4 separate regions of the Mus musculus genome follow, and regions 1, 3 and 4 are each linked to region 2. The links are chromatin loops, found by intact Hi-C in ENCODE. Cell type or tissue: heart. All regions are shown on one strand. Region 1 has its middle 14 kb from the start of Spata3. Region 2 overlaps Cab39 (calcium binding protein 39). Region 3 overlaps 4933407L21Rik (RIKEN cDNA 4933407L21 gene). Region 4 overlaps Itm2c (integral membrane protein 2C).

What was found. Hi-C counts contacts between places; a loop is a spot of excess contacts. Peaks named below come from ENCODE experiments on the same cell type or tissue, not always from the same donor. Only the 100,000 strongest peaks of a DNase experiment are listed, where the experiment ranks them.
Region 1: a loop joins it to region 2, with 7 times the contacts of the local background. A loop is called at or near these places in 38 of 42 quality-filtered maps.
Region 3: it touches region 2 in a loop (7-fold over the local background); 21 of 42 quality-filtered maps call a loop at or near these places.
Region 4: a loop joins it to region 2, with 2.4 times the contacts of the local background. A loop is called at or near these places in 16 of 42 quality-filtered maps.

What each region holds. Positions count from the first base shown.
Region 1 is chr1:86,004,271-86,012,270 of GRCm38, forward strand. No RefSeq gene overlaps it. Among named protein-coding and RNA genes, the nearest start is that of Spata3, 14 kb to the right of the region's middle. In heart, a CTCF peak has its summit at 3,781 (motif pointing left); a DNase peak (open chromatin) is centred at 3,731; H3K4me3 peaks cover 408 bases; H3K27me3 peaks cover 345 bases.
Region 2 is chr1:85,849,610-85,857,609 of GRCm38, forward strand. It overlaps Cab39 (calcium binding protein 39), which reads left to right. Exons shown (of 9, transcript NM_133781.5): 9 at 1-1,968. Among named protein-coding and RNA genes, the nearest start is that of Itm2c, 41 kb to the right of the region's middle. In heart, a CTCF peak has its summit at 3,901 (motif pointing right); DNase peaks (open chromatin) are centred at 3,892 and 7,852; H3K27ac peaks cover 378 bases.
Region 3 is chr1:85,931,038-85,939,037 of GRCm38, forward strand. 4933407L21Rik (RIKEN cDNA 4933407L21 gene) reads left to right here. Exons shown (of 3, transcript NR_037692.1): 3 at 248-719. It also overlaps a transcript of Gpr55 not described here. Among named protein-coding and RNA genes, the nearest start is that of 4933407L21Rik, 6.6 kb to the left of the region's middle. In heart, a CTCF peak has its summit at 4,587 (motif pointing right); no DNase peak of the experiment used is centred here; H3K4me3 peaks cover 743 bases; H3K27ac peaks cover 1,497 bases.
Region 4 is chr1:85,896,200-85,904,199 of GRCm38, forward strand. Itm2c (integral membrane protein 2C) reads left to right here. Exons shown (of 6, transcript NM_022417.3): 2 at 6,811-6,951. Among named protein-coding and RNA genes, the nearest start is that of Itm2c, 5.7 kb to the left of the region's middle. In heart, a CTCF peak has its summit at 3,484; DNase peaks (open chromatin) are centred at 792, 4,662, 5,732 and 6,022; H3K4me3 peaks cover 2,823 bases; H3K27ac peaks cover 5,315 bases.

The sequences.
Region 1 (8,000 bases), 150 kb after region 2:
TCACTGGAAAGAGAGGCCCATTGGACACGCAAACTTTATATGCCCCAGTACAGGGGAACGCCAGGGCCATAAAAGGGGAGTGGGTGGGTAGGGGAGAAGGGGTGGGTGGCTATGGGGGACTTTTGGTATAGCATTGCAAATGTAAATGAGCGAAATACCTAATAAAAAAAAAAAAAAAAAAAAAAAAAAAAAAAAAAAAAAAAAAAGAAAAAAAAAAAAAAAAAAAAAAAAAAAAAAAAAAAAAAAAAAAAAGAACTCTCAGCTCAGCCTGCACCATGCCTGCCTGGATGCTGCTATGCTCTTGCCTTGACAATAATGGACTGAACCTCTGAACCTGTAAGCCAGCCCCAGTTAAATGTTGTCTTATTAAAGAGTTGCCTTGGTCATGGTGTCTGTTCACAGCAGTAAAACCCTAACTAAGATACAAGGGAAAACCGAACAAAAACAAACAGGAAAGTAATCTCCAAAGGTTGTTTTTGTTCGTGTGTGTGTGTGTGTGTGTGTGTGTGTGTGTGTGTGTGTGTAAATGGGGTAGATTTGGGAATGATAAAGTACTGATGAATAATTTCAGGGACCTAGCTTATAAAACTGACCAAATAATGATAACTTTCTTTAGGAAGTTCTAGAGGAGACACACAGGAGAGCAGGCAGAAGGATGTCTATGCAGGCCAATGAACACATACTGGAGTAGCTCACACTATTGCTATGGGTATGTGAACTGTTCATGAACTAGTGACCATAAAAGCTATGTATGGCAGGATCTTGTCTTTTTTTTTACATTTATTTATGTATGTATATGGGTATTTTATCTGCATGTATACCTGTACATTAGGAAAAGGCAACAGAATTCATAAGTCTGCAATTATAGACAGCCGAGAGTTGCATGCTGGGAATTGAACTCAGGACCTCCCGAAGAACAGCCAGTGCTCTTAACCACTGAGGAACCTGTCTTATTCTTCTTCTAGAAATGACTACTCTTCTCAGGAAGTTATGCTCAGATTCATCTCAAGTCCCCGTTCTTCCTTGTTGAAGGGCAATTCTGGCAGGAGGCTGTTGTTGACCAGGCTCTGCAGTCTCTCTGCTGACAGCATGGTGTGTGTGGAGGGGACGTGAACGAGAAGCCTGTGTGTGCGCAGACTCACCCAAGCACAAGTCTTTGGGGGTTTGCTAGTGCCCAGGTATCTGATCAGCCCTGCAAAGGTTCAAAGTGGTTCATGCCATTCATATTTGATCAAGGAAAAGATATCTCAGGGATCATGCTGGAGAATGGAACCTTCTCTCCAAACGCCAATCTCCAACACTAAGAAATTCTCGATGCAAGAAATGTGTTGTGTGGGAAATGTAGCAATGGGATGAAATTTCCCTTCCAGGCTGATACCACAAAGGAGGGGCAAAACAGGCCATATATGGAAGAAAGGAGGGGGAAGGATACAGCGAACACCTCAGGAATCAGACAACGTGCGTGGGTGGTGTGCTCACCGCTTGGGGCTTCTGCAACACAAGACCACAAACTCGGTAACTTAAAACAAAAACTTTCATCTCTGTAGAATAGAACCTCAAACTGAAGGAAGGTGTCGGCAAGGCCACATTCCCTCAACAGCCAGGTCTTGTCTCTTCCAGCCGAGGGCTTCCAGTGACCTTGGCTTGTAACTGTAACGTTCCAATCTCTGCCTTTGCCTACATCTCTTCCTTTGTGTCCCTCCCTCCTCCGAACCTCTTTGAGAAAGACACATCTCTTTGGATTGGGGGTTCATCCAGATGATGGTCCTACCAATCATTTCCTCTCGAGGCTTTTTTTGATATTTGCACAGACCCTGTTTCCAAATAAGGTCACCTTCCCAAGAATTATAATGTGGACATGAGACTGTGTTATCAAACCACCTAGCATGGGAGGCAGTGGTTAAGCTTGCTGGCTTTCTGACTTGGTGATGGCGTCTTGTGGCAAGGACCATTCATTCTGGGACTACACTGAGAAACCCAGCCCTGCCACAGGTTCTCACCACTGAAGAAAACACAAAGCATTCTGGGAAATGCTGGTGGACTCCATCTATGCAAATGGTCCTCTCTTCGATGGCTGTTCCCACATCTCCTGCACTAAAGTACTTTGTTCATTAACCCAGAACTCAAATGGCCCGCTTTTCGTGGAACTTACAGCTTCGGGCATTGGTTTTGCTTGTCCAACCTGCTTGAGTCTTATGCAAATGATCCTTTCACAATGATTCCTGAGCGGGCCACATGATGACTTTTGTATGCCAGATTTGGGCCTGTTCTGTCCATGATGCCTAGGGAATGAAAGCCACAAAAATCAATACCAGAAGCTAAAATGCCTGTGGTCAACGTCATCCTGTAAGGTTTAAAGCATAAAGCAAGGGAGCTGGCACCTCCATGGTTCAGAGAAAAACCAACTAACCATCGCACACTGCAAGCGGGGCTCCTGCACCTTGGGCGGGTCTAGTTTGTGGTATGGATGGGAAATAGCGAGGAAAAAACATGCTAAAGAGATCTTTCTCTCTTTCTCCTCCACGCCAAGATTTTGTAGCTTCCCTACACTGTGGGGAGGAATTCACAGCATGCCATGTTTGTGGATGAGCCCTTTACAACTCTTTGGGCCACAGAGCAGAGCAGGTGCTGGGTTCAAGTCACCAGGTGAAGAAAAGGGACAGGAGATGAAGTCCACACCTGTAGTCTTACTACTCCAAGGGATTCATTCAGAGACCACTCGATCCCTTTGCACAAAAGGAATTATGGTGAAAAATTAACACCGAGCTAAATCACCTCTTTGTCCTCTCTGTTTTCTGGTCTTCCAGGCTGAGACTCTTCCCTGACTGATTAAAATGTCCCCCAAACACAGCTCTTCCTTCCTGGGCAATTGTTCTCTCATCCATAGATTCTTTCATTCTGTGGATTCCTGGATCTATATCATAATTCCTCCACCACCACCCCCCATCCTCCCAGCTCCTCAGGCACCTCCAACTGCATCTCCCAAAACCCTCACAACCCCTCCCCAAAGCAGTCCAGGGTTGTAGTGTGTGCCTGGGAGTAGGAATGGATCTCTGTGCCAGCACCTGGCCTCTCCCTTTGGCAGGCATCACTGCCCCAAGAAAGATGGATAATAGCTGTGAACTGGGTAACTTGCCTTCCTTTCTTCTAGAATTCGGAAGCTTTGGACATCATTCGGAGCTTTTTAAACTGCACCCCCTGCTAAGCCCCAGGTGAGGCCACAACTCACTAGGGGCCTCCTAGTGTCGGATGAATTAAAAATATTCGCTGAACAGCTCTTACTCAGGACACACAAGGCCAAAGGTAAGGGCACAAACTCAAGTGTTATAGGAAAGTAACAATGACTTCACACCTACTCTGCACTCTCTCCCTTCTATCTTGTCTCCCTCCTATCTTGTCTCCCTCCTCTCTTCCCTGAGGGCAAGAATCGCCATCCCTTTCGGATCTTTGGAGTCAGCTGAGAGTTGAGGCTTCCAAGACTGGAACTGGGTCCCCAGGAAGAATGAAAAGGAAAAGAGATACACGTAGGAATGAAACCCCCAGGCAACAATAGGCTGACCTCTCTCTTCCAACCCCACGCACTCCTCTAGCCAAAAAAAAAAAAAAAACAACGGTCCTGAAGCTTTGAAGACAAAAGCAGAGGACAAACTTTGAAGAGAGTTCCAAGTTTGCATACACCAGTCCCGCCCCTAGGGAATTCCCAGGGTAAACCTAGATCAAAGAACGGGCTACAGTGCCTCTGGTCTTCTAACCTGCAGCCATGCAGTGCCCCCTAGTGGTAGCGGTCTCTTTTGGTTTCCCTAACTCGGCAGAGGACATCTGATTCTTCTTTAGATAGACTTGAAGTCCTTTCTCTTTTCCCTTTTCAAAAGAAATGTGCTTCATGTGAGTTGAGAAATATGTACAATTTCTGTATTATGTATATTACAAATTCTAAAAATTAAAATACCATACACTTATTTTTTTCAAAACACAAAGAAAATCTTATATCAATTTTGTCAAATAAAAATTAAGGGCATACAGTTAAATTTGGATTTAAGAGCCATAAAAGCAAATTGCATGGAGCAATTATTTTATAAATGATGTAAAATGCAAGTTTAAGTGCCTTTTTGTGTGTTCATTTGCTAAGTCTGGCCACTCCATACCTTTAATATAGTTTTCCCTTTCCTGATGGAGGTTTTTACTAAATCAAGGGGTGGTACTTACTCATAAGGCAAATTGTTCAGCATCTTAATTTCCCTACTTATGGCCTGCCATAAACATCTCTCCTTGTACCAAGTGTTTTCTTTAATGACCTGAACTTTTAGATATCTGGAGATGACTGTAGTCTTTCAAGTTCTTTTATTCCCAACCCAAGAGTCCTTTCTGTTCCTTTCCTGGCTGTGACCCTTCTGAGGACACAATTGTTGTAACACAAATAAGGACAGGTGGGACTTTCCTCCAACTGTGGGTCTAATCCCAGCCATCAGTTCTGTTGTCTTGTACATTGCCTGGAACTGCTCAGTCAAGCTTCGATTGTGACACAGGGTAATAGTAACTGTGGCAATCATTGTGGGGTCCAGTCTGTCTTCTCCTACTAGATGACAACCTCCACATGCTCAAAAAACTTCTCATGCCCATTAGCATCTCTATCCCATTTTTATAGGATATGTTCAAATTGCTTGTACAGGACAAACATTCAAAAACTTCATGATAAAAACTATAACCCAGGGGCTGGAGAGAGGGCTCAGTGGTTAAGCGCACTCACTACTGTTTCAGAGGTTCTGAGTTCAATTCCCAGCAACCACATGTTGGCTCACAACCACTTGTAATGGGGATCTGATACCCTCTTTTGGTGTGTCTGAAAACAGTGACAATGTACTCACATACATTAAATAAATAAATAAATCTTTAAAACAAACAAACAACAAAACCAAAAAACTATACCCTAGGAAAGGTAAGAGTCTACCATGGCTGAGGTTCAGGGATAGAGTCAGGGGGAAAAGTGAGGGTTTGGGATCTCTGTAGAGCGAAAGATGGCTTTGGGTCAGACATACTGAACTTGGTTCCCTGCTCTGCCATTTTCTGGTTGTATGATTTGATCATCTCATCTTATGATACATCACAACCTCACTGGCTTAAACCGGTACATCCTTGCCACTTTCCAGTTCTGGTGGTTGACTTTAACTCTGAGATGCAGTCCCTTTTAGAGGTGGAGAGAGTCCATTTCTTCACCTCTCCAACCTCTAAGACCTGACCTTCAAAGGCTCCATTTGACCTTCAAAGCCAACGTTCTGACTTTATTTCCTCTACCTCTCCTTTGAGGATCTTTGGGGTTAGAACAGACCCACCTGGAGAAATTCAGAATAACTTGTTTTAAAACCATGTGTAACCTTTCATCCCCTTCCTTGCCTTGGGTAACCTAACATGTTCATCATAGTTAGATGGGAGCATCTGCAAGGGGGCCGGCAGGCTGCCTACCACAGGACTAGAGCAATGACGCAACCTCTGGCAGGCTGGATGTTTATAAAATGGAGTTCCTTCAGAAAGTGTAGATTAGGAATAGACAATAACTGTATTATTTATTACTAAGAATTTACCTCAGAACTTAATGGGCTAAACCAATGCCATCTCAGCCCGCACGTGGGGGAATCCAACTAGAGTGCAGCTCAGGTGTGTGGTTCTAGTTGATGTCTTTCCCAAAGTTGCAGACAAGATATATATGAAGTCATCTAAGTTTGACTAAGGCTGGACACTTCCAAGATGGTGCCTTTAACAGGTGCTGGTAGAGAAGGCTTCACTCTTGCCTCTCCGTGGGACTGCAAGAGTGTCCTCACCATATGAGCAGGTGACATCCCTCGAGATTACTGATCCCAGCAAACAAAACATAAACCACAATGTCTTTTGTCTATATTTTTGTTATTTAAAATAATTCAGAAATAATAAAAATTAACTGTAACATTACCCAAAAGATTCAGACTACTATCAAGATGATCTTTTTCGGGGCCAGAGAGATGGTTCAGCAGTTCTGGGTGGTAGCTGCTCTTGCAGAGGACCCAGGTTCAATTTCCAACTCACACTCTGTAGCTCGCAACCACCTATAACCCTAGTTCCAGGAGATCCAGTGCCCTCTTCTAGATTCCACAGGTGCTGCACATACACATAAATATAAATGCTTTTAGTTAAAGACAATTCTTTCTCAAGTTAAATGTCATATGGGGTGCCAATATGTCCACCAGATACCAGACACGGTGTCTCAAATATAATCAAGGCCTCTCACTCCTCTGCTTATGAATTGTCTTAATTCAACTTTTTAATCAAAGCAGGACTTCATTGACTTTCTCTAACCTAGAAATCATTACTTTTATAAAACTTAATGCAGTAAAAGAGCTCCCTCCACACAACAAAGTGTGTTTTTAAAAAATGACCCTTTACTGTGACCTCAGAAATGTGAGGCCCAAGAGGCTTTGCCACCCAAAGACCCCTCCTCCTGCCAGTGCCCTTGACTTTCATCAGTATTGACCTCCAGAAAACTGTGTAACATTGAGTCAACCCCATTTCTGTCTCAAGGAGCCATGGTACTGTTGCTTAGAAGAAGGCATTTTCAGCTAGTCCTGCCTGCACCAAACCCCAGACCTACCGCTCACCGAGTGAATGGAGACTGTTTAACCTCCCTGAGCCTTCTGTTCCTGCTGCTGTAACTTGAAAAAGTGATGATCTCTGCAGCCATGCCCTGCAAACATGGAAAACCTTCTAACACCCAGCACACAGGAAGACCCCACATTACTAGGGCAACATTTAGAGTCAGAAGAGCTTGTCAAATGTCTTTGGATTTTTGCTCACTTCTCCCAGGAGGTGAGAAAACCCACCAAGGATGGAATTGGTGTCTAACCAGCCAGGAGGAGGCTATTTCCCAGCCTGGGTTGCCCAGGCAAAATGAATGGAAATAATTCATCCACTTTCCAAGATGTGAGCCAAAAAGACTGCTTTCCTCTCCCTTCTTTCTCATCTTCCTGCTAGTCAGGAGCTAGGGAGCCCTGGACCAGCAGCCCCTGGAGGCAGGAAAGAAGACTCCATGTTGAAGACAGCAAAGAGCCCCAATTACCAACAGAGGAAACAAAGCGCTATCTTTTCTAAGCCAAGCCATGTATCTTTGAATCTCTCTGCTACATCAACTTAAATGCAACAAGGAGTTTAAAGGGTCCAGCCATTCAGCCCAATATTCATTATTTAACACCAGCTGACCGTAGCAATCTCCGGCCCACAGAGACAAGAACGACATGGGCACCAAGGAGGGTTCACACAGCAGCTTCTTTACTTGCGGCTTTTTTCTCTTACAACTCTCTCCCCAGCAGCTTCTTCTTTACTGTCCTTCTTGCAGCAACTGACCTCACCTCGCCCCACACCACCTCATCCAATCAGAATCACACACACTCCAGGCACAAGCTCAGGTGGTCACAGATAGGCTGACAGATCCGGATCACAAGGAATACACATGCAGTTTTACTGCATGTTTGGGCAAGGCAGTAAACATGTGGGGTTCACGGGGCCTGGCAATGGGCCAGGGTGCTGTCTTGGCCTATGTGGCCGCACCCGCTTCCCACATCTCCCCCTTTTTGTTTTATTAGTAGCTCTGGGATCAACATCTGTCTTAGGTTGCCCCCTTCTGTGCCACATCCTTACCCGTCATGGGAGTGACAAACTCACTTTCACCATCCTGTTTTAGGCTGGTATGCGCATGTGAGGGTTTACCCGTCATTGATTACTAATCCAGCATGTTGAGCCAACATTGGGGGGATGTTCCTGCTTCCAAGTCTGCCATAGCCTGCACTAAGGCTCGTTTATCAGCCCTATGCCACCTTCGCATATGTGCCATCCACCAAAGCATTCCTCCACACACAACAGTCAGCAGGAGCGCCCAAAAGGCCATCCCTTCCCAATTTTTTAAGAATCCCACAGTTCCCTGGATGATCTCCAGCCATTGCTTTGCAGTTGCAATCTCCACACGGGTGTTGTTCACA
Region 2 (8,000 bases):
ACCCACCATCTCTGCCGAAGGAAGATGGCGCATACAGGGATTGTTGGAGAACTGTATCCAGTGTGAGCTTTGGGGAGGATAAAGTTGGTGTGCAAATAAATTGATACTGAAGCTTAGCAACTTGTCAAGTGTGGAGCTTCATAAGGTCATAAGAAAGTGTATATATGCTTTTTCACAGCTTTCTAGAACTTTGTGACATTTGATTTTCTTGAAACTTGTAAACCTGGATAGGTTGAAGGGTGTTTTAATTTTACTTTTGAAGGTGTTTTAAAACAGTAGAGCTAGCAGCAACACCTTATGTTTCATTTCAACACTGCTTACAGGTTTCTTTTGTATATAATTCTTAGAATGCTCATTTCTTTTAAATCGTTTAATTTGTACAGCAGAGGAATGTTATTGTAGTAGTATGTAACTATTACCTGAGTTTTGCAACAAACAAAAAACAAAAAAAAGAATGCTCATATGTAATTGAAATACTTGAGATTACATGAAAATGCTGATTTTAACATTTAAGGATCACAGCATTAAAAGAAAAAGAACCAATCCCTTGTATTCAGTTACCCAATGGGGCGCCGTTGGCAGGCAGAACTACATACCTGGAACTCTGTCTGCTACATATTCTTGCAGAATATTGGCCTTATTCATTTAAAATGAGTCCTAAGGTTGCCATATCTATGAATGATACAGATTATGCTAAATAATGCTGGTTTTTTTGTTTTGTTTTGTTTTGTTTGTGAGGGACCTCCTATAGAGCACCGTTTCTTTCTTAGAGTAATATCCAGTACAGTAGCCGAGTAACTGAATAATTCTAACTTTGGCTTCTCTAAGGGAAAGAAGAGCCCTGGTCCTGATGTCCTGGGAGAGATGGATGGGTTTAATGTCCTTTTCCTTAATGCTGCAGATGATCAGTATTTATAAAGTAACCGATTTTGCACCACTTTTTGTGACTGTGACCACAGCAGAACAATGTCTCCTAGACTGTATCTACATAAAGTTACTAGAATGGTGTCTGTCTGTCTTAGTGACACACGGATCACAACTAACAACTTAAAATCAGAGTTTGCCCGATCCAATTCAGCATGGCTGTAGCTGACTAAAAAAATTTACATAATTATTCTTTGTTAGCCTCTCTTACTAACTGAATTATTCATTGGCCAGTAAAAGGAGCCTCCTAGCTGACGTTTTAGCAGGTTTTAAGGTTTCCTTCAAGGAATACAAGTCAGAAAAACCACTCCAGAAAATATAGGTCTGTTCTATTTCATCTAAATGGCAGTCTACAGTAAAGGGTTTCCAAGGCTCTCTTTACCCATGTGCGTGCGTGTATAGTTGATGGTCTCTAGTAGAGATAGAGAAAGCATTCAGGCTTCTGGACAAGGACATTCTCAGCTGGGTAGTGTGCAGACTCAGCTGTGCTAAGTGACCCAGTCCTTGCCACCGCGTTGTGAGTCAGGATTTGGTGACAGAGTGGCCATTTCACCAAGTGGAAGGAGTGTCTCTTTGCCAAGCTAGCTCTTAGAACTTGAGACAACAGAACAGTTTCCACTTGGGCTAACACAGAGAGCGGTGCTAGAGTCTTGCTGTGGAAGATGGGATGCAGTGTGTCAGGGAACTGTCACTCACACATTGGAAGCTGAGGGCTGAGAAGGCTTTCTGGATTGTTTTTAAACAGAACAATGTGAAAACATTCAAGATTGAAAAGTTGCATTTAAAGTGTGATCACTTTCTAGGTTCCTATTACCAGAACGATTATCCTGGGTGTGGTTTCTTTGGTGTTATAAAGGGTTAATTTTACTTAAGGCAGTTACTTAATGTGATTTTTTTTTTTTTAACCCTTAAAAAAAGTGGGAGATGTATACAATTGTTAATGACATGAAAGTGTTTCCTTTCTCCTGAGGAAAAGTGAATTTCTTATCAGAATATCTGGCTGGCCCTGTAATTTAAATTAAAATAAAATTTTGGAGAAACTGTCTTGTGATGTCCTTTAGACAGTCATATGTCACTGTGGAGAATTCCATCAAGAGACAAAAGCACGTGATTTGTCAGTGGGTAGGAAATAGTTAACACTTTTTTCCGTACTCAAGGTTTAGTGCGCCTGCAGTTTTACCCTTATCTTGCCCCTGTGTGAGGTGATTATTGTGTCACATAGCCCATTCTTGTCTCCAAGTTCAATATCAGTGGTACCATTTTATGGTACCTCTGCCCACCCCCATGGGAGTGTAGATGTATCTTTTGTTCCTTTATCAACAGTGGAGACTAACTGCTTGACAGGGAGACTTACAGGTCACCGGAGCATGTCCATGGTGAAGGTGAGACCTAGAAAGCCTAGTCCTCTGGCACCAAGGCCCATGTGGCCCCTATTCTGTCTCCAGAGGTGGCTCCTCGTCTATGTACAACCCTGCCAACACTTAACCTTGTCAGTCAATAAGCTCTCCATTTTGGGCCACAGAGCACAGGGCCTGCTCTTGCCAGCGATACTTCAGTAGAGTAAAAGCATCTTACTGTTCATCTGCCAGGCCAGAGTTACCTTCCCCGAAGCTCACATTCCATTCCCTACCCCCATGGTCTCCATGGGATCCTTGCAGTCTTCCAGCTGCATGCTGACCAGGCATCCTGGGCTGCTTATGTCCATCCTAACCTGCAAGGACTCATGGGCTCATGATCATTGAATCCCCAAGGGCTGCAGTGTTCCACAGTCACCCCAGGTCGTAGGGGATCCCACTACCCTTGCATTGCCCTGCCTCAACCTGGTTGCTCTGCCAACCATCGCTGAGCTGCTTCCTCATAATTCAACAACTAGACCTCAGGAGTGATCTGAAAATTTCCTACCATGTGTGATCATCAGTTTTCTTCTACTAAAGCTTACTTCTAGTTATCCCATGTACCTCCCTCCACGAAGCACTTAGGAGGCCAAGACTGTCTTGCTAAGGCCTGGAAGCTCCGGGCCTCCAGGAATCTGTCTCCCTGCACTCAACACTACCCTGAGGGCCAGTGACTGCACAAAGATGGAACTGTTGTGGCACCATCCCCTACAAGGACCTCAGAAACCCATGTCTGATTCCCTGTATTTGTGTCCCTGGAGAGCGCTCTCGCTCTCTCTTTCTCTCTCTCTCCCCCTCCCTCCCTCCCTCCCTTTCTCTCTCTCTCCCTTACACACACACACCAGGTTCCTGGATAAGAGATTACATCCTCTGCAGTTACCTGCAACTCAAGTACCTTGTAGGTGTCTATGGACATAATCTGCATTTGCACACAGGTGACAGGTTTTGTAATTTTAGCTGATCAAAATTAAAACTTCCCAGGCAATAACTTAACCACCTGCAACTCTGTGGTCCCTGGAATGTGTCTCAGTGACACTCTGTTGGGTGGAAATGGGGATAGATACATTTTGCAGTAGGTGGAGTTAGGTGGAGTTTCCTTTCTGTTGAGATGCAGATGTGAACAGTGGCCTCAGTGACTAGCAGGCCATTGGAAACTCCCAGGAGCCACTGGGGTCCTGGCCCTCTTGGAGTTTCTACCAGTGGGTAGAGCTGGATGCCAATCTGTAACTTGGACTCAGGACCATCAGTGTGCCTTGTACACTGCCTATATATGATGGCCACGGGGCCCTTCTCAGGACCCAGCAACTTCTCTGATGATGAATGACAACTGGCTCGTAGGAAAAGAAAAACTGCTTCTCAATCTGTCTGAAGTGTGTTCATCTGCCTTCTGGACTCTGAAGCAGGTCTGAGCCCCAACATCCACCATAATACCCAGCTTTGATCCTCACTGACCCAAGTGTTTCCCAAGACCTGGTCCCAAACATGATATTGCCTCATTGGAAGCTGTGTCCCAAGACTGTCCCAAACAGCCTGCCTAGCACCCCATCCCTGTAGCAACCCAGCCTCTAGGTGGCTGCACTGAGCTGCTTTTATGCTTTAAGCCCACTGGAGGGCAGTGTAGTTCCTTGGTTTAGTGCTGCAGATTTATCTGGGCATTGAAAAGACCTAGGAGTCCAGTTTTTGGGGGGGTTTTGTTTGTTTGATTTATTTATTTATTTATTTATTTTGGTTCTGGTGGGTTTTTTTGGTTTTGTTTTTTTTTTTTTTTGTATTATTTATTTAGGTTCTGGTGTTGGGCAGCCTGGAGATTGTTGGAGGGACTTCACTTTCAAACAAGCTGGAGTAGTTAGGTAGGGATAGAAACAGATGTGGGGAGCAGAGGAAGCCCTGGGTGAATGTGGTGTTGACATGAGTATGCCAGTGGTGTTTCTGCCTTCTGCACCAAGCAGGCAGACATTGTTCTTTGTGGTTCTGAGAGGCAAGCTCTGAAAGCCCCCCTTCATTCTCCAAGCCTTGGCCTGTTGGAAGCAGCACAGAGGGATCCAACATCTAACATTCTTTGTGGGCTACAGAACCTGTGGACACGCTCTACTGCTGGCTGAGGACAAGGCAGCATCTGAGACTTAATGTGTTCTCTTACTGAATGTCCCATGGCACCCACACTGAGATGTTAGCCTGGGATGGGTCCCCACAGACCAGGACCTGCTTGTTATGGATACCCCGTATGCCCTGCCTGCACCTCTAGAAGACCAGAGCCAAATCTCTGGGGTCAGGGAGAACATTCCAGGCATTGAAAGTTAGGAGGCTTATAATACACAGCATCTGAATGACAGCCCCCAGAGTCTCTGGGATCCTCGGAGGGCAGGAGGCACTGTAAGTGTGAGTGGGCTATCTGGGTGGCATTTTGCTCCTCATGGACTGTACGGACACAAGGGTGTCTACAGAGCACGTCTAGCGCACACCCTGTATTCTCCATGGAAGATGTGGAATTTTGACCCTTGACTTGTGGTTGGGAAGAACCAGGTGTTAAGGATTATCTCACTGAAAGGATCTGTCCGTTTCAATCTGGCTGTGGTTTTGACAACAGTAGAAGCAAAATGTCAAGTTCACCTGGAAGCAAACATAAAGGGCCAGGACAGAGCAGGGTTTCCAGTTCTCCCCAGCATGCCCTGCTTCATTTCTGCTCCCCCTGCTGGCCTTGCTGCATCTCTGTTCAAGATGGGGAGAAGAGTAAAAGCCAATTCTTAGGCTTTCTAGGGGGCCTGAGGAAAGTGCCCAGCACACAGTAGGTCATCAACACATGATGACTTGGGAAGCCCAGTGGAAAGGGATCCTATGTTCAGAATACGGGATCTGAGCAGCTCTGGCCTCAGTCTCTTCCAAGCAAGTTTAAGTCTCTGGTCTTGTGCTAATGAGAAGAATACAAGCAACATATGTCTTTCCACCCCATAAGAGTGGAGGCAAGGAGAACCTAAGAAATCCCCAAGGTGGCAGAGGACTTTACCTGAATGCCTTGCCTGGTAAGGGAATGAATGCTTCATGCAAACATTGAGAGATTGAGGGAGATGAGGGATAATCAGCAGGGCTCTGGGAAGCAGAGTTGGTTTCAGTGATAGAGCAGTGCTTCTCAACCTATGGGTCTCGACCCCATGGGGTCACATATCAGATATCCCACATATCCGATATTTACATTGCAATTCATAACTGTAGCAAAATAGCTGTATAGTTATGAAGTAGCAAAAAACAATTTGATGGTTGGAGGGGGTCACTACAACCTGAGTAACTATTTAGAGGGTCGCAGCATTAGGAAGGTGGTTGAGAAGCATTGAGTTAGAACCTGGAAGATCCCTGAATATAACAATAGGCCACTTGGCCCACAAACAGCTTCCTCCACATTTTGCCAGGAAAGCAGTGGTTGGGCAGTAGAAGGAACTGCAGATCCTGACCACTCTTGGCTGTTCTATTTTCTTTTTGTACAGGTCTTGCTATGTCATCCTGGCTGGCCTCAAATTTATTAATCCTCTAGCCCCCATCTCCCAACTGCTGGGATTACAAGTGTATGCTACCATGCCCAGTTTAGAATCTAGAGCATTCCTGAGGTGTGGAGATACTATGACCCTGCCAGAATCTGACACAAAAGTGAACCAAGAAGAGGGAAAGTAGGAACTGGTCAGCTCCAGGTTGGAGTCTAATACAAGGCTGGGTGTTCTGCAGACTCCCGGCCCGGGGCACCGCCAAGTTACAGCTGCCCCCTGCACCTCAGTCAAGATCACCTAATTATAATCTGAAGGTCAGTTTACAGTAACCCAACACCTTTGTCCAGCACATCCAAGACACTCAATGAACTCATAAGATCAGTGCAGAGGTCCTCAGAAAAGAACTCTACTTTGACAAAGCTACAAAGCTTTGAAACAAGAGCTACTCACCGAGCCAGAGCATTGATACCTGCTGCCTGCAGTTCCAACACTCAGGAGGATGGAGATGTCCAGCCCTGACTACTAAACTAAATAGTGAAACATTGTCTCAAAACAAAACAAAACAAAATCAGAATCAAACAACAAAACCTTTCAGGGCTACAATGATACAATTATTTCTCTCATTTAGAGGGATAAAAACCAGAGGAGGGTAAAGAAAGAAATAGTCTAGAGGAGAGAGAGAGAGAGAGAGAGAGAGAGATGTGTGTGTGTGTGTGTGTGTGTGTGTGTGTGTGTGTGTGTGTGAGAGAGAGAGAGAGAAAATCAACCAGGAATTCTATCTCTAGGAACCCTAGGTGATGTGGCTTAGCCAGTAACATCACTCAGTGCCCTGAGTTTGATCCCTGGTACCCACACAGTGGAAATATGACCGATGGCACAAGGGTACATGGAAATGAGTAAACACAACTGAAAAAGATGTCAGAGTAATATCTAATAAAGCTGACCTTCAAAAGTGATGGTGAAATGAAGGCATTTCCAAAAACACACAGACTGGGAGACTTACTGCTCACCGACCTCTCTCAGAGGAAGTCAATACTAGAGAAAGTTCTTTAGGCTGAAGATAAGCTGGTGCTAATTAAATCTACAGCAAGAAGTGTTCCAGATAAGGTGAATACGTAGGTTTTCAAAACAGATAAATATGCTTTTTCCTCTGACTTCCAAAAGACAAGTTTATATAAGACAAGTGCAGTGCTGTAGTGTTTTGCTAGTTTTGTAAGTAGGTTTGCTGTCTATGATGTAATGGCACACAGGAAAGAGGGGCAGAGCTGGCTTATGGCGGAGCAAAGGTTCACATTTTACCCCAGTGGAGTTAGCATCAAACATCAGTAAAGCCTGGTAAAACGCATACTGATACCTAGAGCAGCCACTTTTTAAAGGGCTGTTTAAAAAATTCAACAAGAGTTAAAATGATACCAAAAACATTTTTTGAGAACAGTAGTCAGATGCTTCTAATGAGAAAGGGGTTGGAAGAGAGATAGGAGCTACTGTACAGGCTCTGAACAGCTAATGTTGGTGACAATATTAAAGTCTACTCCAGCTGAAAGGCTTCTCCTATCTGACCAGTGAAAAAACACCAGCCAGATCTGGTAATGACGTTCTGTCTACGAGAGTCATTCCTCGGATTCAAAGACACAGATAAAGCCACGTGTGATAAAGGAGTTTGGGGCCAGCCTAGGCTACATAATCAGTTTCAGGCCTAATAGAATAGGACATTATCTCAAACAAATGTATAATATTAAATAAAGAAAAATTCACAAATAGTTGGAAATGAAGGGCTGAGGAAAGAAAATATGGAAAGAGTAAAACATGACCCCATTGTGGCCTTCGAGAAGGAAGTAACTAACATGTCTGGAAAGAGGGGCTCTCAACTGGGGAATTGCCTCCCTCGGGTTGACCTATGACTATTTCGGGGGGGGTGCATTTTCTTAATTCCTAATTGATGTGTGTGCGGGGGGGGGCAGATTCTAAGGAATCTTCTCAAGAAAATGAAAGTGTCATGTGCCAAGTGTCTGCAGCTGCAGTCTTTAGCACCACAGCCTTGAAGTAATCCAAGCATCCAACAGCTCTGGACTCCTGAACTAAGTGTGCCTGGTCCCTATAGGGAACACTGAGTCACTGATGCCTGCTGCCACATGGAGGGGCTGGAAGAACATTGTGCTAAGGAGGAGTCTTGGCACCAGAGACTGTATCTCAGCCACCGTTGATG
Region 3 (8,000 bases), 81 kb after region 2:
AGCTCAGGGAGAGAGATGTAGCCCCCTGCCTTGGGTCCCCATGTAGCAATGGCACTGTCAGCCACAGAGCCCTCTCCAATGCTGTTGGGGGGGTTAGAGGTGTTATTTTAACCTTAAGAAAACTGTGATCTTCCTGGTAACCGGTGCATGTGGGTCTATCTCTCCCCACTCCTACTGTGACGGCTGCCCACACACAGAAGTGAGAGGCTTGGGACAAGACCCATTCCCTGTTGTCATCTGTTGCCAGGATCTGGGAGCTGAGCCTCCCATGCCTTCTGGTTGGAAGTGAGGCCTGGAGCTGTTGCTTGGCAGCCAACCTGTGCCAGGCATGCACAGCTGAGAGGATCCTGCAAGACCTCGAGAGAGATGATGAGCAGCTACCATTTCTAGCTTGGGAAGTAGGCCTGTTCTGTGCGCTGGCTGCCTTGAGAGGCATGCATTATGACTCCTGGGGTACTCAATGTGCCTTTCAGTTCCCGAAAACCTGAGGCACCCTCTCAGGCAGTGAGGCAAACAGGCTACCTTTGTGTCTTGGTGTTCCTTAGAGGTAAATGAAGCATACATACAGAACTTGGCTGAACATATAATCTTAGACGTTACTCTTGTATGCCCTATCAGGCTTGGGTGCCACCCTTATAGCCTATCATGAGGAGCATGTAAAATGTCTCACTGCTTGAAATAAACCTGTCTCAGTCTTAGCTCTGCTGAGGTCCCTCCAACCGGCCTGAGTCATTTATTCCCACTGCCTATATCAGAAGACACTGGCTTGGTACACAAGCGCTGGCACTTTCGGCTCTGCAGCACAGAAGAGGTAAATAAGGTGAACTAGATGAGAAAAGTATCCAAACCAGGTCCGGGTTAGGTTATGTTGACCTCTGTTGGGGTGCAGAGTACCTATCTGGGGTAGCTCGGGGCCTCTGGGGACATCCAAGAGGATCTTGAGTAGAGACATTGGACGAGGGCACAGAGACCTGGTATGCACCTACATTCATTCAGCAATCAACATAGATCATTTAATTCTCTCTCTCTCTCTCTCTCTCTCTCTCTCTCTCTCTGTGTGTGTGTGTGTGTGTGTGTCTGTCTGTCTGTCTGTCTGTCTGTCCTCAATGGCATCAACTGTGTGCCCTCTGACTCACTACAGCTCTGACACTACTCTGAGGTAGCATCAGATACCATAGGCTGAGGACTGGGTCCCCCAAAACTCTCTACCTCCTTCAGCCACCAGCCCTGGCTGTCCCATCTAAGCTTCCAACCCCAGAGTTCTAAACTGGGGTTCTTCCAACTCACTCCTCAGGTTCAAATAATTTGTTAGAGAAGGGCTCAAAAAAAAAAAAAAAAGGAGTTTACAGATTTCACATAAGATACTACAAACATCCACAGAACAGATGAAAAAATTCCCAAGATAAAGTTGGAAGGTAGGAGTGCAGGGCTGCCGTGCCCTTTCTGGGCACCTTGTCCTCAGGGACCCTGCGTGCTCTAAGCTCTATGAAAGGCCCAGGCCCTGCCCTCTGGGGTGGAGGGTGGGGGGCTATGGCGGCTTCCTTACAAAAGCATGATTGATTAACTCATTGATCACCGGTGATTAGCCCGGCCCTCCGCCCTTACTTGCCAGAAGTTTGAGAATGGGTCTGAGAGACCCAGCTCTTCACTTCTGTTCTGAGCAGCCCCGCCACAGAAGCCACCTAGATCTGTCCACCACCAGTCATTTCATTAGTATGCATGTACAGCTCACCACTATCGTGATTCCAGGGGTTTTAGGAATTACTTGGCAGGAATCAGGCTGAAAAGTGCTGAGATATTTCACAGTATCACTTTGGGAAATGCTGGCGATGTTCAAGTGTCTACGAGTCTCACTGTTCTCCAAAAGCAAGGTCCTGCAAAGCAAGGTCCTGCGGCAGGCCAGTTTCCAGCCTCAACTCCACCAGCTTTATAGAGTCATCCCTTCATCAGGTCTCTGCACAAAAGGCCTTGAAATAACACTCCGCGTTCCTCTTCCCCACAAGCTCTAAGGGGGAAACTGGCTAATTATGCTTCTCACCCAAAGTCAAAGAAATCTGCCTCCCCTCCCCTCCCCTCCCCTCCCCTCCCCTCCCCTCCCCTCCCCTCCCCTCCCCTCCCCTCCCCTGTGTCTGACCCCGTGTAGCAAAAGGACATTTTCCCCTCTATCATCTGGACCTTCTCCTGAACAAACTGACAAAGACAAACGAAACCGGAGAAAAAGTATACAGATCTGTGAATGTGCAAACACGGAAAAACCAGAACACAGAAAGTCACAAGTGCGTGGCCACCCACCAGCTCAGTGGGGTGCAAAAAAAGGCACACCCCACTCCTGTTGGGGAGGAGAGAGTGTAGACAATTTTGAGATGACTCATATGTGACTTTTAGGGGGAACCTAATGAGCGTTGAGCATATACAACAGCCCAGGACAGAGTCTCACGGGTCATAAAGTAGACAGTGGTTTGTAAATGATTCTCTGTGGGACCAGAAGAGGACAAGGCATGTGACAAGTCTATTCTGCCACTTGAATAGATAATAAAAAGCACAAGGTCAGAGGGACTTGAGCTTTGGGAGTGTGGGCGAGTGTAAGACGACCCCCCCTCCCCCCAGCCTCTCATAACTTTGGTCTTTGGAGTTCTGTTTCCTGGGCTCTAACACTCCGGCTTCTTTCTCACCGGAAGGAGAAATAACAAGGCTAAAGCTGGAGAACTTAGTGCAGACAGGATATGGGAAAGGGCTCTAATGAATAACAATGTAACATGCATCCGGGTTGCACTGGTTGCTGAAGACTCTTCCCACCTCCCCCAACCCTAGCCCCACCCCACGCCATCCCTGCAAATCTCCCCCATGCTGTCCTCTGGAGTTTGATTATTTCAGCTGCAGCCTAGCTCGGGAAGAGCACAGTCTCTCGCTGGTGCAGCCCGCTTGTTAAACTGCCGAGGGATGGGGGCTGTTTCCACAGATGTCTGCTCTTGGGTTTTCCTTTGAATGACCTCTTTGCTTCTGGTTTCCATGGAAACAGCCCTAGGAGCAAGGACAGCTGTGAATCAAGACCCTCATCAGGAGGGACCCTCTCCTAAAAACAGGTTGACAGAGTGCAGGAGGACAAGAACAGAAGGGCTGAGGGAAGGGAACAGTGAAGGAGGAAGGACTGAAGGAGGGAATCTTCTGGAAGGGAGAAACTCTGATCACAGCTGAGCCAAAGGCAGAGTCTTCAGGGAGTGGGAGGGCCTTGGAGGGACTCTGGAGGACGACAGTTAGAGCCCCCAGGAGCTTCCATGGCAGGTCAGATAAGGACATCCTGGGAGGATGGAATTGATGACATCAGCTCCTAAGAGGAGACAAAGACATAAATATCATAAATAACCATGACAAGGTAGCGAGTGTGACCTGCTCACTGGCCTAGATTGTAAAACTCCTCACCTTATTCGTATTGCCACAATTCATTGCTTGGGTCCTTACGTGTTCTTCAGACAGGAAGATAGTCCCTAAATTATTCAAAATCCCCAGGGTCCTCCTAGTCAAAAGAGCCCAATGGGAAAGTCAGCTTTGCTTGCTGACCCCTGAGGAAGGACAAACGACTTCTCTATGCTGTCATCCTCGAGGCTCCAGCCTGGATCTCTTCAGGGGAGAGGGACACTAGACCATAATATACAACAAGAGGGGCTGCCGGCTTCAGACCAGAACCCCACAGTCCCATTGCTCACACCGCAGACCCCAGAACCCCTGTGGATACCTACCGCAGCTAAGTGTCGCTGGCAAGTGAGAGGGGCTCTTTGAAGAAGCACAGGGCAGGCAAACTGAGACCCACCGACCACAGCAGCTTCTCCTTCATCTTTTAAAGTACCAGAGCACTGTGTCCTCCTGCTTAAGCTGCTGATGTAATTCTCCTTTTAAGTTTAGAAAACACTAGCCTATGGGAAGGTGGCAGGGTACTATTGCAGTCACCTCAAGCAAAGCCAGGATGGTGGGCAGACATGGGCTCCTAATTAGCCTATTCTCTCCTTTTCAGGAACCACTGGTACTTGTAAGCCCTCTCTGTCTTTCTTGTCCCACTCAAGAGTGGGCATGTGGCATTTGCCCAGGAAGCACAAATGCCTGTTGATTTTGATTGAAGATGCTGGCGCTTCCCCATGTCATCCTGACACCATGCATCTATTATCTTCCCCAGGATCACAATTATGAGAATGGATGCTAAGAAGCGTCTGCTTTGAACATCTCCAGGCTTCACCCTACCTTGAAAGAAAGCCAGGCTTTGGAGCCCCAGCCTAGATGGAGAAAGTGCCACAGGATCTGTGAAGGGAAGGCATGGCAATGGTTCAGGGAAGGTGGCTAGACTCCAGAGCATGATTTTGGTATGAGCTCTCTGGAAGAGACACCAGAGCTGGTGGGAGGGGCAGCTTGCAGCCATGAGGGAACTGTAGGACAAAGTCTTGTGTCCATGTAACATAGGAGTCTACATTCATAGGCCTGGTTCTTAGCCACCGAATCTGCGGCCCCCATTCCCCTATCAAGGGCACTCTCTTATTTCTTTATTTCATTTTATTTGTTATATGTGTCTGGGTGCTTTGCATCATGCTCACGTAGTTCCTGAAAAGGCCAGAAGAGGGCACTAGATGACCTCAGACTAGACTTCCAGACTGCTGTGACCCACCGTGTGGTCACTGGGAATGGAAGCCAGGTCTTCTGGAAGAGCAGCAAGTGCTCTTTACTGCTGAGCCCTCTCTGTAGGTCTTGAGGAGCCTCTCTTTCTAGAATTCATGCAGGATTCCCGGAGCTAGAGAGATGTTTAGGGACAACGGGGTTAGCAAGTCTTTGTAAAATGTCCTGAGCTCAGAGCCGGGTGTATTCAAGTTAAGAAACTAGAGGAAACACACATGTTCTATTCAAGTTCACAGAGTAAAAGCCTTGTGGACTGGATGCTCCCACTTAAATTCAGGCATTGAAACCCCAACCCTGGGACCTTAGGGGGCCAATTAAGGTAAAATGAAATGCTAACTGTCTGACCCAGACAGTTGACTGTCCCTATCAGAAGGAATCAGAAAACTTCTTGTACAGACCCAGGCAAAAGCAAGGAAGAGCTCTCACCAGGAACCAGACACAGAGCCAGGCCAGACCGTGAACATTCAGCCTCCAGGGTAGTGAGAAATGTCTTTCTGCCACTGACGCCATACCCCAGACCCTCCATCAGCCCCTGGCTGTACCTCTGATATCTGACTGTTCCCCAGAGTGACATCCCAGGGAGGAAATAGCAACAGCTCTAAGCTCTATTAACCACCTACTACATCTGTGTTTGTCAAAATGGTTTAAACACCTAGCCTCTGCAGTTAAATTGACTTTAACACTCCAGAGATGCTGGCCTGATGCCACCCTCCGTGAATGCCAGAAGTCCATTTGCCTGCTTGGTTCTGAAAGGTTTCTCACCCTCTGGTCCAGCAGGTGCAGGCAAGCCTACCAAGCGCCACTGTGTTGGCACCTGTCCCTGCCTTACTCTATAGCAACTGATTGTACCTGGTGGCCTCCAGAGAAAGCAAAGCCTCAGCTGCTCCTTCAGGGGGAAAGAAACGTTGTTTCGAGGGCGAGAGTGGCTGCGGGGTGGGGTGGGGGGCCTGTTGAAAATATGGCAGGGGCTTCCAGCTGCTGGAGATAGTCCTTCCCAAAGCCTAAGAACATCAGTCTATTGTGCATGCACCACATGCGAGTGGGGTGTGTGTGTGTGTGTGTGTGTGTGTGTGTGTGACTGTGCTGTACAACACCCCTCCCACTCTCTCCCACCTCCTCCTCCCACCCCCCACTCCGTGCAGATAAGTTTTGGTTGTTTCTCAGGTGACTGCCTCAGAACAAAGGCAGGGTCTGGGGCCTCAAGGTGAGCTGCTGGCTTGCTCCCTCAAGCATTCCTTTGAAGTGACACCTTCCAGTCTCCTCTGCAGACATCAAAGGACAGAAGGCCTCACTTCTGCTATATCTCACAGTGAATGTCCCCACCACCACCACCACCACCATCACCACACTCCCGACACAGAGCACTGTTCACAAAGGGAAGAGGAGACAGGCACTTGCTCACCTTCAGTGCCTGTGGTCTCTCTGCCCTGGCCTTACCAAGAAGCACAGCTGAGAAGGTGAGAGGTACTATAGTAGTAGTTTCAGGGTGTGTACCTCAAAATCAACACCTTTATGAGTCTTTTAGTCCCCTGTCCTCAGAATGGGATTCTCACGGTACCCTTTGTCAGCCACTCTGTTGCCCCCAAAGGATATTGTCCCCAATGGAGCTGGCCCTCGGAGGAGCATGGAGGATTTTGTAGATAGCATCTCCATATAGGTCCTTAGGGATGTGTCTACCCCTGCTTGGTTGATACTCTTTTCATCCCAGGCTAGAAAGCTCATCCTATCTTTTCCTCGTTGACATATCAAGCTAGTCCTTTCACATCCTTTTGAGTCTCTGCAGCTGCTACTGGGCCTACAGTCATTTCAAGCATCTTTGAAATTACTGGTTATTCACAGTAACTTTCTGTAGGGTAGAATTTTCTATGTGGGTGTTCTCAGAAGCCCAGGGCATCTTCACTGTGTTACTGTAATGACTCCAACTTCAAAGGGTCTACAGGGAGGGGACTCTAACAGGGCTGACTGAATGCAGTTTATGAATAGGTGCTCTCCAGTCAAATCCTCTGGGAGCCAAGGGGATAGGACCCACCCACCAGTTAGCTGGGGTTAACCGAAAAATGTCTGTTAAGGGACAAGGATGTCCCTGATCAGCCTTCCACATCCAGGTCAGGCCTTGGAACTTAGGAAAAAGGGGTGACTTGGACCTAAGCCTATAGGGAAATGCCTGTCAAGTGTGCTGGTAGGTGAGGAGGAGTTCCCTGTAAAGAGAGATACATTTACACCATAACTAGACCCAGAAGGGAGCATCACCAGTAGAGGATGTGTAGTCAACAGGTCTCTTGAATTGGGCCTCTCATGGACACAGAGCCAGTGTCACGGTGGGGAGGATGGAAGAGCAGGCTGAAAGGGACTGAGTCCAAGTGTGTGGGGCCTTTGAGACCCAGTGGCTTCACAGACAATTAAGCACCAACGTGACTGAGCATCAAACTGCACAGGGTCTGGATCCTCACCAACTGGGAAGACCAGCTATGCACCTGATAACCACCTGTGACCTACTTGTTACAGATAAGACCCCTATAACATCATACCTGATACCCAGGGGTCACATTGTTCAATCCCTTGGCAGGGGCCATTAAATACCAGTTCTTCTCTGGAGCCAGAAACTGAAGCCTGAGACAAGGTCACAGTACATTGTATGAATTTATTTGGTCAGTCATGTTAATCGAATTGGTTTTCCAATTAATTTTTGCTAGATCTTGCAGCTGTACGTGTAGCCAGTGTGTCAGGTTTTCCAAGGCTGAGTACGAATAAGGTCACATTATGGCTGAACAATAGCTCCTAGCCCCACTGGCTTTAGTAACAGGAATCTGGCTTTTTTCACAACTAAGTGCTGGGTTTCCCACACTCGCTGGCTGCATTCTGCTGTACTTCAACACTAACAGTGATCCTCCCCATTTCTGGTACTGCTGAGCCAACTGCCACTTGAGCCACCATTGGACTGGTGACACACACCAGGCAAGTCTCCTTCACTCACTATTTTGGGATGAATCAGTGGGTTCTCAAACCCTATCCCCACCCCCAATCTCCTGGTCCAGGGTCACCAATCTGAGACACAGCTGTACAACTCCAGGAGCCCTGTCCTTACCTTTCCCCAGTTTATGGCTTTAGATTTCCTGCCCTCTTTGGTAATGGTACTCTTGGGACCTAGAGATCTTTCCAGCATAGAGCGTTGCTATACACACACCAGGTTTTAGCTCTGGTCATCCATGGGGAAGGTGGCTATTCAGCCTACTAAAGCCTTTGCTCTGGGTCATCTTGCCTGGCAGACACACTTGCACATGGAGGGGACCACTTGACTCTGTTGGATGGGTGAACAGCTCCTTTTACAGAGAGAACACAGA
Region 4 (8,000 bases), 47 kb after region 2:
GCTGCCTAAAGCCATGGGTCTAAGGGTGATCTAAGGAGCCGGAAGGACTAACTTGAACAACTCAGGAATATCATTATCGCCCCCTTAAGAAGGAAGTCCCAGCAGAGTCAACGTTGACAGGGCACACACTAGGGCAGCTGGCTGATGGATGGTGTCGGATAGGAGGGCTGAGCCCAAGGGTGAAGAAATTATAATTTTTCTCATTAGCCTTGGAAGACTTGGTTATATAAGTCTAGGCAATAATGTGACAGTATACAGATTAACACAAAACACATACTAATAACGAAGAAACCAGACAGAGACTATGAGCCTCAAAGGACCAGGCAATTGATTTTTGTGTAGTAGAAGAGATCAGAGGGGACGAGAGGTGCCCCAGAAACAAAAGAGGTTTTATTATGCAAGCAAAACTTCCCCAGCAACAGCCCTCTAAAGACCAATGTCTGTCTTCGTGGGCCAAGTGCTCAACCTTCAATCTCTTCTTCTGTTGAAAAGAGCTTTCCTTCATAGTTTGGGGGTGGGGGTGGCTGCTTGCCTGCATCCCTGAAATAGCTGTTTATATAATTTTTTTTAGTCCCCGTGAGGATACTTTTTCACCACTATTCACATCCCTACCCCTTCTCGGTAGCCATTTCTGAATAGGCAGAATGTTTGACGGTGGCTAGTTTTGTTCTCTGCCGCCAGTACAATGTGAGTGATAACCATCATCCAACTTCCTGCTTTTATCAGACTCTCAAAGCTAAGCAGCGCGTCCTGCCCTCCCCCAGCGTGAAATGGAAATATCAACTTTGTCTTGCCATGCGTGCTGTTAGTTATGGCCTAGGGCCTGCTGAGCCACCACCCTTATCACCATTGGGTAGTAAGGAGCTCAGGGAAGCACACTTGGCAGTCAGGAGGAGGGATTGAAATACCTACAGAACCGCTTGTTGGCTAACTCACACGACACAGCTTGCCTAAGGTCTGAGTTGGTGTGAAGGGGCCTTTGGTGGTGTGTGCTGGCTTTGCCTAGCCCAGCTGCAGTTAGGACCGTGTAAGACAGTTGACTTCTGCAAGTCTCTTCTTGCTCTACAATGCTGCCAGGCATATTTCCTCTTACCCAGTGCCTGGCTTGGCAGTAAGAGTGGGTAGAGACCCGTTATACAGCTAGTTCAAGACAGAACGTGAGCCATTGTCAGGGCACTGAGATACAAGCCAAGAAGCTAGCAGGATAGGCAATTTCATCAGAGGCCTGGGAGCTGTTTTATGCAAGGTCTCTTGGATTTAAAGGTTCTCTTTTAACTGGGAATGACCCTGGAGTCCCTCCTGGGTTTTCTGTCTGACTAACCTGTGATTCCCCAGAAGGACCACTCAAACAGATGACAGCATTGGGCTATTGCCAACCTGTGTCCTGGCCTGGTGTGTGTGTGTGTGTGTGTGTGTGTGTGTGTGTGTGTGTGTGTGTGGTGTGGTGTGGTGTGGGTAGGGGAAGGCTGCAGCTAACCAACCTTCTTCAGGGCCTGCCCCTAGTTCTGGGCAAATACTGAAATAAGATTTGTCCCCCAGACCTGAGACTGGAAGGAAGTTCCTAGGAAAACTGGGTAAGGGGTGGAGTTGGGGAGCCAGCTGGGCTTACAGTGACCCAACATCCCACGTGTTAGACGGTGATAATGAGGAACCTGCAGCCCCCCCCCCCATGGCCCCTGGTGGGAAGCTAGTCACCGAAGCCTGTGTTCAACACCTCTCCTACCCCTGCATCCCCCACCCCCAACCCCCACTGCAGCATGCAATCAAGTGGCTATCCCCCATTCTCATCCCTCTTCCCGTTAGCCGTCTGTACACACATACGCTCACACAGACAGGCCCCGGGGCTGGGGGTGGGGGCAAGGGCGTAAGAAGCAAACACATTAAATTCAGTAATCTCAGCTCTGTCATTTTCTCATTGACATTTGTCTTTGATTAATGGCCCTTGAGTATCCCCCTCCCTCAGCCCAAATACCTGTAGATCAGATTTCACTCGTGTGTGTGTGTGTGTGTGTGTGTGTGTGTGTGTGTGTGTGTCTGTGTCCATGTCCTCAGGTTCTTGGTAGGAGGACCTGCACGGAGAGGATCTGTCTCTTGTGGGCTAGGAGAGCTGGTTTTCCTGCCTAGGCTATAATGACCTTCAAAGAGGCAGCCTAGCCCCATCCATGTCTCACATTCTCTCTCTCTCTCTCTCTCTCTCACACACACACACACTCACTCACTATGGTTCCTTATCCTTTCTGTTTTCCCCTGGCTCCACTCTTCAAGGCAGTCAGAAGGCTGCCAATGAGGAGTTTCTCTTCCCAAGGAAAAATGTTTATGATTAAAAGCTCAGCCCCACAGCTGGGCTTTCCCCTCTGTCCTGGGAGGTTCCAATTCTCTCTCTCTTTCTGAGTGAGAGCTTCTCCCGGCCTTGTTTCTTTCTGCTTCAAATCCTTTCTGAGCCTGTGTTTTCTGGAGAAGCCTGGGCTGTCCAGGATGGAGGAGGAGAGAGAATTCTGGGTGCAGCCAAATGCAGTGATCTGCATAGCTACAACCTGTCCCCAGGATGCCTCAGGCTGGTGCCGGGAAGGTGGGAGGGATCACTAATGGGACACCCTTGGCTCATGTGTGGCACGAACTCAGGTGAGGTGATGTCATTGCTTTTTGGCCACTGTACACTGTCGTTCTGGGACAGAAAGCATTTGCCAGCCTTCCACCCCCAGCAAGGTCTTACTCAGTCTGTAGGTCTAACATACACACACACACAAACACACACGCGCGCACAGACACCCTTTGGCATCCTTGCCTATGTGAATTGCATCCTGCAGCCTAGGAAAGAAAAGATGCCAAGGATAGGAATGGGGTGGGGAGCACTTCAAAGTCTGCCTGTGTCTGTCTTTGTCCTTCCCTGCCTCCTACTGAGTAGCCTGTAATTGTAGCATAATCCGAGCTTTTTTTTTTTTTTTTTTTTCCTTTTTCTCTTTCTTTCTTTTTGGCATTGTTACTGAGGAACGGTAGCTAAAGAGCTGTCATCCTTTGGGCTGTATCTCAGCGAGCTGTGTTTCAGTTGGTGGTTTCCTATGCATTCTGTCCCTGGCTTTGCTAACTATCTCGTGCGCACCACTGAGAGCCCTAGGAAAACCTGAAGGCTGAGACCCAGGGCCCTTTCAGGTCCCCAGATGTCTGCCTTGCGTGCTTAACTTGAGTGTGCAGAGAGGCAGTTTGCTCAGAGGGCCTGTTGCCTTAGAAACAGTATGCACCATCCTCCCACTTTCTAAAGGGGGAAGTTCTCCCAATCCCTGGCTGTTGGTAACCATTCCATGGGGGAGGGGGAGCAATATTTCTCTGGTCTCCAGCAGGATGGTGAGTAGCCAGAGTGGAGGTTATCCCCTCAGGAAGGCAGACTAGCTATCCACCCACCTTCACTGCTGCCCCACAATCCTCAGACCCCAAAGGTCTCAGATTGCAAGAGGTCAGAGCCTGTGATGGCCCCCTAGTGGGAGACAGTAAGGAAAGGAAGGTAAGCTTTGGCTTTGACTATGTCTCACAGGCAAAAGCAGTGCTAGGGCCTCTGTCCTCAAGAGGGGACATCCTAGATTTCCTTGCCAACCTCACTTCCAGCCTTACTGCTCCATCCTGTGCTTCTGAGGGTTGGCTGGGTAGCAAGCCAGTAGAGCCCCCAGCTTTGTGCCTGGGGTTGTCAGTAGAGCCAGAGCCATGGTTAGCGTAGGGAAGATTTAGTTTTCCTTCTTCCCCTTTGAGGACTTTGATAATTTTAGACTAGATAAATTTTCCTGAAGTGAACTGACAGGAAACAGATCGACAGAAAAAAAAAAACAAAGTAAATTTTGTATACAAATCAATGCAGGAGCCATATACAAAATCTAAGACTTTAAGAAAAGGCCAGATAGCTGAATATACATTGTATAATGAACTGTAGAAGAAACGGGGGCTTGAGGCTGCTGTCGAGGGGGCCATGCTGGTTGTGGAGTGCTGATAATGCACAGGGCAAGATTAACATCTTCAGAGAGTGTTTCCCAGCTAATGATTACCTGTGGGGAGACTACTGGGGCAAGCTGTGTGTCTGTGTCTGAGGGACAGGACCTCTGGGCACTCCTCGGTTACAGATGGACGCCAGTTCCTTTCACACACACACAAAAAACCAGCTTTTAGAAGGAGCTCAGATCTGCAGAAGCCTGCACTTTCTCTATAACTAACAGGGAACCCATCAAAGAAATATATTTAGCGTGGGCTATTTTGATCTCCCTAATTATTCAACTACTCAGTGTGTACAGTTACCACCCCAGCTGGGTAAAGTGAGGAGATTCCCCAGTCAAGGGTCCTGGCCAGAGCTATGCATGACCTCTTTTCTGCACCTGGGGTCATTGCAGTCTCGACTCTTGCTTGCCATGTCCTTGTGGGCCTTTCCCACCACCCTTCGAGAAGCCTCTGTGCCCGGCACAGAGCTCCCCAGGCTAGCAGAAATTGGCCGCTGGTGCAAGACTGGAAGGCCTCAGCTTGGCCGTGATTTTTATGTGTCTAGCAGGCTCTGACTTGCAGTTTGCTTGGGCTCCCTCCCCCAATCCTGTTTCATTTCCTCAGTGGCTCTTCCAAGCTAGCTTTTCTGGTTTTCCAGAAGCACAAGAGCAAAAGAACAGCCACCGTGCAGCCTCAACAGCTGGCCACAGGGATGGCCCTAAAGGGAAGGCCCGCCCCACAGATCTGCTATTTTTACCCCATACTTTGTCCTCTACAAAGAGCTTTTAGGTTCATTGTCTCTTTTAATCCCTGGAGGCTGGTCACCTCAGATAACCTCAGGATGAATGTTCTGTTGTGGGGGGCTGTGGCCCATCTCTACTCTAGAGCCAGTGGCTTCACCAACCCCTAGAAACAGTGTGGCTTGTTCATGGAGGGAGCCTGGACATTGATGTCACCACACAGGACCTATTGCAGGGTGTAGTTGCAAAGCCACTGCAGTCCCCTGCCCCTCTGGCTAACAGCTGTCCTTGACCAGTTGTCTGAAGGCCAGACCTAGGAGAGAGGTACAAAGTGGCCAAGGTTTGATCTTGTGTATGTGTGTGTGTGTGTGGGGGGGGTCTCCACTACAGATATGGGAACCCAAGGCATTTTCTGTCCTTTTCCTAGAGGTTGGGTTGGAGAGTGAGTGCCAAACACTGGGAAATCAGACTCTCTTATAGGGTTCACCCCTACTCCCAAAGCCCAACGACCCCTTTGCTGTGCTGAGATAAAGATAAAGATTTGTCTTTGGGTAACTAGACAGAGCTCCCAACGTCTCTAGAATGAAAGAGAGAGAAGTAAGATCAGTGTCTGGCTGGAAGTGGAGGAGGGGTCAGTCACCTGCTTATTTAAGGCCTGTGGAGAAATTTCATTCCCCAATATGCTTCATCTTCTCAAGGCTGGGGAGTTCTGTGGATATTGACATTTGACCTCTCTTGGCCATGTCTGAACAGTATAGAACAGGGGAAGTGGTGGGCACTAGAGCAGAGGAAGGAACAGGCCTGGGGACATCTGTAGCATCAGCAAGAATAGATAAGGGCCATCCTGGGCTATGGTGAGAGAAAGGAGGTCATGCAGAGAGATAGTCAAGAGGTGGCCCTCAAGTCAAGTTCCAGGCAAAGTCCGCACACACCATCCACCCACCCACCCAGACCTGCGTGGCCTGACCCCACAGAGGAACAGTTGAGCACAGTAGACTGCAGGCCCAGGGCTACTTGGTTAGAGATAAGCATCAGGCCCACATCCTCTGGGCCTCCCAGAGCCCCTGCCTCCCACAGTCAGTGACCAGCTTGGTCGAGCACAGCAACTTCCACACCCATCTGTGTTTGGCTAATTTCCCTTGTCAGCCTGATTAGATTGAGACACACTTGGGAGTGTTAATAAAGCATATCTTTGCATGTGTTTGTGAAGGTTTTCCCAGAGACGGAAAGCGGGGGGGGGGGGGGGGGATCTACCCTGAATGTGGGCTGCACTGTCCTTTGGGCTGATGTCCCAGACTGAATAAAAAGGAGAGCGGAGGACGCTGGCTGAGTGCCAGCATCCATCAGCCTGCCACTTGATCTCCCCCTGTGAACATGTGCTGTGTAAGTCCACACCCGGGTGGACTGTGAGCTAAAACAAACCCTTCCTCCAGCTTACCAGGGGTCACAGCAATGAGAAATGTAACTAATACACACACCCATCACCCGAGTCCTCATCCTGGTCCATCCTGTGCCTCCAGCTGAAGGGTTAGGTCATGCCATTCTCTAGCTGTGCTCGTCCTTGGCTTCCTTTTGCCTATGACAGTGGCACCTCCCTACCAGATGCATCCTGGTTCCCATGAACTCCTTGGTCTAATGCCATCACTCAGACCATCCCATATGCCCTGTTTTATGTTTGAATGACTAGAGTAGTGGTTCTCAACCTTCCTAATGCTGTGACCCTTTGAGTCAGTTCCTCAAGTCGTGGTGACCCCAACCATAAAATTACTCTTGTTGCTACTTTGTAATTATAATTTCACTACTGCTATGATTTATGATGTATAAATATTTTGGGAGATAGGGGTTTGCCCAAGGAATCGAGAGCCACAGCTGGAGAACTGCTAAAGAGGGTGGTCAGGCTCGTCCAAGAACAGGATCTAAATTCGGGCTGATTGTTTGGAGCTTCCAGGCAAATCTCTATTTCTCTCTAACAGAAACTTGGGCAAGACAATCTGTATTGTCCTTCTGGCCCCCCAAGGCCATCCCCAGGGGATAAATTTACTTAGAGGAGGAGGAATTCAGAAGAGTGGTCCCCTCTGAGGCATCTCATTGACCATAGTGCTTCTGTCCACAGGAGGAACGCCCCCCTCGCCACCGCTCCCGGAAAGGAGGCTCCGTGGGCGGCGTGTGCTACCTGTCCATGGGCATGGTTGTATTGCTCATGGGCCTTGTGTTTGCCTCGGTCTACATCTACAGGTACTTCTTCCTTGCTCAGGTGAGGAGCCAGGCAGATGGGTGGGGAAGGGGTGGCTCCGAGACAAGGGGAGAGGAGGTCTGCTGAGGGTGTGGAAGCAGTGGGGAGCCAGAGCCTGAGGCCCCAGTGAAGAGAGACAGTAAGAATTCCCTAACCCAGGCACGCGCAGAGAACAGCCCTCCTTCCTTCCCAGTGTCCCCTTGCCTGAGCTCAGGCTACCTCGGCCACAGCACTTACTCTGGAGAGCCAAGCAAGGATCCAGGTGACTGCAGCCAGGCACCCCCATCCCTATCCTACCAGTGACAGTGTCACTCTGAAGCATCGTCACCAGGAGCTCTTAGGTCTAATAGAGAAGTTGGGAGTTTACGATTCTCTCTGGGGCTCAGACTTCAAAGATGGCCTAACTATTCCTGGCATGGACATTTGGGTTTGAGCCCTGGGCAGGTTACACTTGGTTTGCTATGACCTGCTTCCGGGAATGGTAGGTCTACAAAGCAGCTCATTTGTCTCCCCTAACATACACCCGCTAGAGAGCTAGACCTAAAGCTGGACTGCCCAGAGCTGGGAAAAGGGAGGGTCACCATACTTGAATACTGAACTCGGTTAAGTAACTAGTTTGAGAGATTAACCATGACTGTATCTACAGGGAATCTCAGAGTGACTAAAGGCTAGAGTTTCCAGTCATTGTGGACCCAACTGACCCCCACGTCTCTTAAACATTTAACGTCACCCAGTTTTTTCCACAGTAGAAATTACCTGAGAGATTGTGCTCTGTGGGGCTTTCCCCTGCAGACCTCAGCTCCCACGTTTCTCTCACCTTAGGAACTTCCTGGAAAACATGGTTGCTACACCTTCCAGGCTAGCCCTTTGCCAGGCATCTCCACCCTCTGGTGTAGGACCCTTACCTAGCCTTCTCCTGCACCCACGCTGTTCTGTCTCCTCTCCTCCCAGACCCTAACTGTGCTTTCATGGGGTTCTCCACCCTTCCCAGGCAGTGTGGGTGTTCCCAGACTATCCCTGGGTCAGTGTGAGTAGTCAGGTCTGCAGTTGGCCTGACAGTCACATCCAGT